2 separate regions of the Mus musculus genome follow, and region 2 is linked to region 1. A link is a loop called in an ENCODE intact Hi-C map of the cell type or tissue named here. Cell type or tissue: gastrocnemius. All regions are shown on one strand. Each heading gives the region's core, and the rest is flanking DNA. Links, peaks and the distances in the headings are about the cores only. Region 1 holds the start of Eml4 (echinoderm microtubule associated protein like 4). Region 2 has its middle 7.1 kb from the start of Gm24240.

Region 1 (2,903 bases), core at 165-2,664:
TGCTGATCAGTGAACATTAACTAACTAGAGATTTATTATCACGAAATGGAAAAAGAAAAGCATCCGACTATACACGCTACTACCACATAAACTAGTCAAATATACAAATCAAACCCAGTCGCTGGTATCACATAACCGCAGTATCAGCAAAAACAGAATCGTTTCTCTCACCGTAACACTGAAATCTCTACAGTAACTGGATTCCAGTGGCCTCAAAGAATAGCCATTCCAGACACAGGTACTGGTTACCCTGGAGTTCTGTTCCTCAAGTCAGTCACAACATTTAGCACCTGTACTCTGGTTAAATGGAACACTGAGAAAACACTTCAGCCAACAGGATACCCTATCCCTTTCTCTCCATTCCACAAAGACAGCATATTCCAAAAATGGAGAATCCTTTCTTTTCCGATTGAGGCCCCCTCTTATGGGTTCATTGGGCAGGATTACTTCTCTCCAGCACGCATGGAGAGCATACTTCTGCTTTCACTCTTAAAGAGGGTCCCCCAACACAGATGCGCCTCTTCCTTCCCTGTATTGAGTAGATGATAATGCTCTCCACCACTGCAAAACGTTCAGGGAAGTGGAGGGAAGCTGTCAGTTACTGAGGGCTACTTAATAAATCTTCAAATATAAAGACTGAAAGGGGTGACTCCAATCCAGAAGTGGGACTGGGGATTCCTACTCCCTCCGGAAAGGCTGCCCCAATCTTGCCTATCATTCCGTTTAAGTGGAGAGATGTACTCTGAGGGAGAGTCTGTATTTGATGAAGGGGTGCCCTGACTTTAACGGGGTGGGGGGGTCAGAAGAAGGTGCTAAGTGTACCGGGAGGGACGTAGCAGCGGCTGGAGGGTCGTTGAGGGGAAGGAGGGCCCCCGCACTGAAGGGGGCTCTGGGAAGAAGGGAGGGTCTGGAGGCGAGGGCTGCATGGGGGGAGGGGCCGCCCGTCCCGGAGGCGGCGGCGGGGCTGCAGCCTCGCGGGGACCATGTGCCGGGAGCGGCGGCCACCCGCAGGGGCAGCCCGGGGAGCAGGGCCCGCGGCGCGCGCGCGCGCAGGAAGCCGGGGTCCCGGGTTACGTACGAGGGGCGCGAGCCCGCGGCCGGACTCACCGAGGCTGCCGGCGAAACCGTCCATCTTGCGGGGACCGCGCCGGGCTCGGGGCTCAGCGGGGCGGGCGCTTCATTCAGCGCCCCGACCGTGCGGCGGCCGCGGGACCTGACCCGCCGGTTCTCAGCGTCGCCCGGCGCGGCTTCCGACTCCCGCCGCCGCCGTCCGCCGGTCAGCCCGTCAGCCCCGAGGGTCAGTCGGTCAATCAGGTTGAGAGCCGCGCCGCCCGCCGCCTGCCCGGCCTCTCTCCCTCTCTCTCTCTCTCTCCTAAGCCGCAGCCGTGAGCGCCGCGCCGCGCCGCGCCGCGCCCCGCCCCCGCGCCCGCGCGCAGCCACGGCTCCGCCCCCGCGCACGCCGTCACGCTTCCGATCCCGCCCCACGTGACGGAACGGGGCGGGGCTTCCCGCGACACGCCCCTCCCTCTCTGCCCTGCCTCCGCAGCCGCAGAGAACTCTTGAGAGTTAGGAGGCTATTGGCTGCTCTTGTGTTCCTGGCCCGGTTTCGCCACCAGGATTCTCCAGCCCGAAACTGGGTCTGAGTGGACGGGGCTCGTGGGTGTCCTGCTGCTAGAAAGCTGACCTGCACTGTGGGATTCTTTCCCTCTGGGAAGCCCGCGGAGCACAGTTCTAGAGTTCTTTTGAAGGGAGGTAACGAGGAGGCTAACGAGTGAGAGGAAAGATTCCCCTTCTTGGGGTTCCCCTCTCCTCTAGTCAGTGAGAATTCTAGGTAGAGACAAGACTTTTTGACCAGCCTGAGGCCATGTCTGCCACAACCGCAGGTTCTAGGACAGAGCACAAGCAAACAATGTTAATGCTGGATGAAAAGAGTTCGTCTTACCCAAGTCTTATGAGGAAAGTGCACGTAAAAGACTGGCTTGGCTTACTCTCCTTTTGTTCTTCCCATCAGGGCACAAAGCCACCGGATAGCCTATCAGGAAACTATAGCACAGACTATTAGTTTTTAAATAAACCTTAGTTCTAGGCTCAAATCTATGAAGTCACCTAACTAAATTTAGGCCTTGCTTTAATTTATTTGCAAATTCAAGTGCTAGACTGTACCTGAGGCTGACCTCTGGCACACGCATGCACAAGCACAACCAAAACTCATCCCATCTTCTTCAACCCTCTAATCTTTTATTATTATTATTTTATTTTTTAAAGATTTTTTTTAAATTTATATGGGTACACTGTCACCCGGTTACAGATGGTTGTGAGTCACCATGTGGTTGCGGGGAATTGAACTCAGGACCTCTGGAAGAGCAGTCAGGGCTCTTAACCGCTGAGCTATATCTCTCCAGCTCTCAACCCTCTGATTTTATCCTCTTTCCTTACAAAGACATTTGAATAGTTTAGGTCCCTTCTAGGTCGATGTGCAGATTAGAGTAACAAAAAACTGTAAGGTGTCTCAGAGACTAAATTAGATATACCTTTTAAAGTAGCTGGGTTAGGAAAAAAATAAGAATGTCTGTTAATAGAGTTGTAGGTTACAAGGAACAAATTGAAGTAAGGAGAGAAGAAATGGGGAACAACAACTGCCATGAAAAGAATTGACAGAATTAAATGGTTGAAAGGATTGTTAAACATCCTTGAAGGATACCTCTCCCCTTTGATGCCTTTTTAAACTTCTTTCCTAAGGGCCTGGGAGTGTACCTCGGTGACCAATTGTGCTTAGTAAATAGGAGGCACTGGGTTTGATCCCCAGCTCTGGAAACAGCCAACAAACAAAATCTAACTTAAAAACTTAAGGAAACATCACAGCAAACCTAGGAGGTCAGTGTTGTAAACAGGACACAGCAAGG
Region 2 (2,903 bases), core at 96-2,595, 74 kb after region 1:
ATACTATATCTCACCAAACACAAGACCTGGCAGACCCAGTTCAGGAAGTCCCACTAGACAGCCACCAGCTTGCTGGGGTAGCAGCCCTCATTTTCTGGAGGCGTCACTTCCCCACTTTCCGGTTCTTTGCCACTAGCGGTTCTGCTGTTAGTAGATTGTCCTAGTAGGTCCAATCAAAATTAAGTGTCACGTTGTATCTTTTTGATACAGGGGCTCATGAATCTCAGACTGGCCTTGAGCTTGCTTTGTAGCAGAAAATGGTCTAGAATGTCTGAGCCTTCTGCTCCTACCTTTTGATTATAGAAGTGTACACCACACCTGGTTTATGTGACACTGGGGCTTGAAGCCAGAGCTTAGGCATGGGAGCAAAGCGCTCTAGCAACTGAGTACACCCTTGTCCCCCTCTCCCTTTTAAACTAAAGGCATTTCTCACCAATTCAAAGAGTGGCCTGCATTTCTTCAAGACACCTCCAGCATACCCTGGTGGTCAGAAAACGAGGAGAGAAGATAAAGGTCAGGGGACTTCTGAGTTAGGAAGAGAGAGCCAAGGCAGGAGATAAAGGCTCAGGATGGGATCTTAGGGGAGAGGAAACTCAGGCCTCTGATACTGATGCTGTTTGCTCCTCCTACTCTGATGGCCGGAAGTGCCCTGCTCAGGCGCGGGCGGGCGAGCGAGCGGGTGGGGAGCCTCTGCCTGCAGGCTCAGACTGCCTGCTGCTGGCCTGCGATATTTATAGTACCTATCTCTCCGGTTCTGTCTCCACCTGGATCTATGAGGTCTATGGCTGCCACATGTGTAGGGACTGTTCTGGGGGGTGGGGGGCACATTATCGATTTAAGTGGCTGGCGCTTGGCCATGGATGCAAGCTGGGATGGAAGCTAAGAAGTCTAAACTGAGGGCGGGCAGGGGAAACGCCAGACTGCAGCTCCTTTGTGCAAAGGGCTTGGTGGTTAGGCCTGGTGAAACCGGGGCTTTCCAGCTCCCGTGTCCCAGCAGCCGCGGCTGTGGGCGTGGTGAGGCAGGTGTGGGTGGCCAAGGATCTGTCTCAGTTTCCTCCCCGCCCTGGTGGCAGCTACTCAGAAGAGTTAAAGGCAAAACTGGCAAGAATTTTTCTTTGTAGTAGGAAAAGAGGGTCCCAGAGAGTTCACGGTGACAATCCTCTTTTCAGACACACAACTACCGGACTCCACGTTTGCAGACCTGTTATCGGCCGTGCGCACCTTCAATTTCCCCTAACCACCAACTACCTCCCTGGTTGCTCTCAGACAGCAATGACATCATTTGAACATATATAAATAACTGACCTCTCTGCCTTCCAAGCAGTGATTGTGGTTCGGAGCACAATGGTTAAAAGCAAGGAGGACTCCATTATCAGACTTTTTAAAGCTACAAAACAAACAAACAATCAACCCCCCACCCCTAAAACAAAACAACGAGAGCACAGGCTGGGCATAGTGGCTCACAGCTTGTCATTCCAGCACTAGGGGAACTGAAGCAGGAGGGTTGCCTACGAGTTCGAGGCCAACATGGGAAACTTTGGCAAACCGTGATAGATAGATAGATAGATAGATAGATAGATAGATAGATAGATAGATGATGCAAAGTGAGAACCCAGTCTAGACCAGGCCCAGCAGGAGTTAGCCACCTACAGGTCTCCGAGTAAAGCCCGCTCTGACTATTTCACTGACAAGCCGGGCTGGAAAGAGGCCAGCACAGGATCTTATGACTGGAAAGCAAAATAAAGAACAGCAGCAACGACCTAGAGAAACGAAAATACACTTGACACTCTGTCTCTGTCTTTCTTTTTCACATTTAACCTTGTCGCAACACAGATGAGTAGGCCGGGGTCACCGTTGCACAACAGTTTGGGAACTAGGTTAAGGAACTTGTAGTTTCAGACCCAGACGCATGACACTCGCGTGGGCGCTAATGTCCGCCCGGCTTTTCCACGCGGGCCGGGGACAGGTTCTGGCTGGCACAGCGGTACAGGTCTCAGGCTGCTGGAAAGGCCGGTTTCGTGGCCTGGGACGAGGGGGCGGCTGGCCGGGATCCGGAGCTGCACGGCGCGGCCAGGGCAGCTGGCAGTCAGCTGGTGCCGGGGCCGCGCTCGCTCACTCGGAGGGAGGCGAGCCGGCCGCATACCGCGGGGCGCAGAGGAAATAGCTGGGATTCCTCCCGCGGCGCCGCGCTCCCGTTCCCGCGGGGAGGATCGGGGGCGCGCGCCAGCGGTCCGCAGGCTCGTCCCCCGCACTGCCCGGGGAATCCTCCCCGAACCCCACCTTCAGCTCCCTAGCCACTCCCCGCCAGCGTGTGGGTGCTCAGAGGCACCGCGTGTTCTGGTCTTGCAGACTCTCCAGGCCAGCCAGGCCTCCTGCTTGTTGGTCTCTGACTGAGGACATGCGACAGCGCCCCTGGGAAGGCCAGCTAGCTGCACAATGGTCCCCACCCCTGCAGAGGATGTACCAGACCGGATGTGCTCTCTGTGACCCACCCCACTGATCTCGGAGCCTGCTCCAGGCAGTGGGCCCCTAGAGGTGCCAGCTTTAGCCTTTGGAAAGCTGTTGCCAGTGATGTGAACATTTCTGTCTAGGCTTCGAAACCGTCCTTGAGATAGGGATTTCCCACTTGGGGTGGCAGGAATGAGGCTAGCCCCTCAGGAACTGCTTGCTGCCAGGTGGTAAGGACGGGGTGATGGAGAAAGGAGGACCCTTACTCTAGTAAGGGCCTAGAGTGGGACCCTCTCTGACTGTATAGGCACAAGAAGGAAATGGAGACCCTTCTTTTTGGTTTTTTGTTTGTTTTGTTTTTTGAGACACGGTTTCTCTGTATAGCCCTCGCTGTCCTGGAACTAACTTTGTACACCAGGCTGGCCTTGAACTCAGAAATCCGCCTGCCTCTGCCT

The links. A loop is a pair of places that touch in the nucleus more often than their neighbours do. Peaks named below come from ENCODE experiments on the same cell type or tissue, not always from the same donor. Only the 100,000 strongest peaks of a DNase experiment are listed, where the experiment ranks them.
Region 2: a loop joins it to region 1, with 5 times the contacts of the local background. A loop is called at or near these places in 13 of 42 quality-filtered maps.

The regions. Positions count from the first base shown.
Region 1 is chr17:83,349,444-83,352,346 of GRCm38, reverse strand. Eml4 (echinoderm microtubule associated protein like 4) reads right to left here and starts at 1,406. Exons shown (of 23, transcript NM_001379374.1): 1 at 1,108-1,406. The coding sequence starts at 1,132. In gastrocnemius, for the core only: a CTCF peak has its summit at 1,635; DNase peaks (open chromatin) are centred at 1,108 and 1,478; H3K4me3 peaks cover 1,981 bases; H3K27ac peaks cover 2,039 bases.
Region 2 is chr17:83,275,621-83,278,523 of GRCm38, reverse strand. No RefSeq gene overlaps it. Among named protein-coding and RNA genes, the nearest start is that of Gm24240, 7.1 kb to the right of the region's middle. In gastrocnemius, for the core only: CTCF peaks have their summits at 1,654 and 2,395; DNase peaks (open chromatin) are centred at 705, 942, 1,737 and 2,195; H3K4me3 peaks cover 2,211 bases; H3K27ac peaks cover 2,500 bases.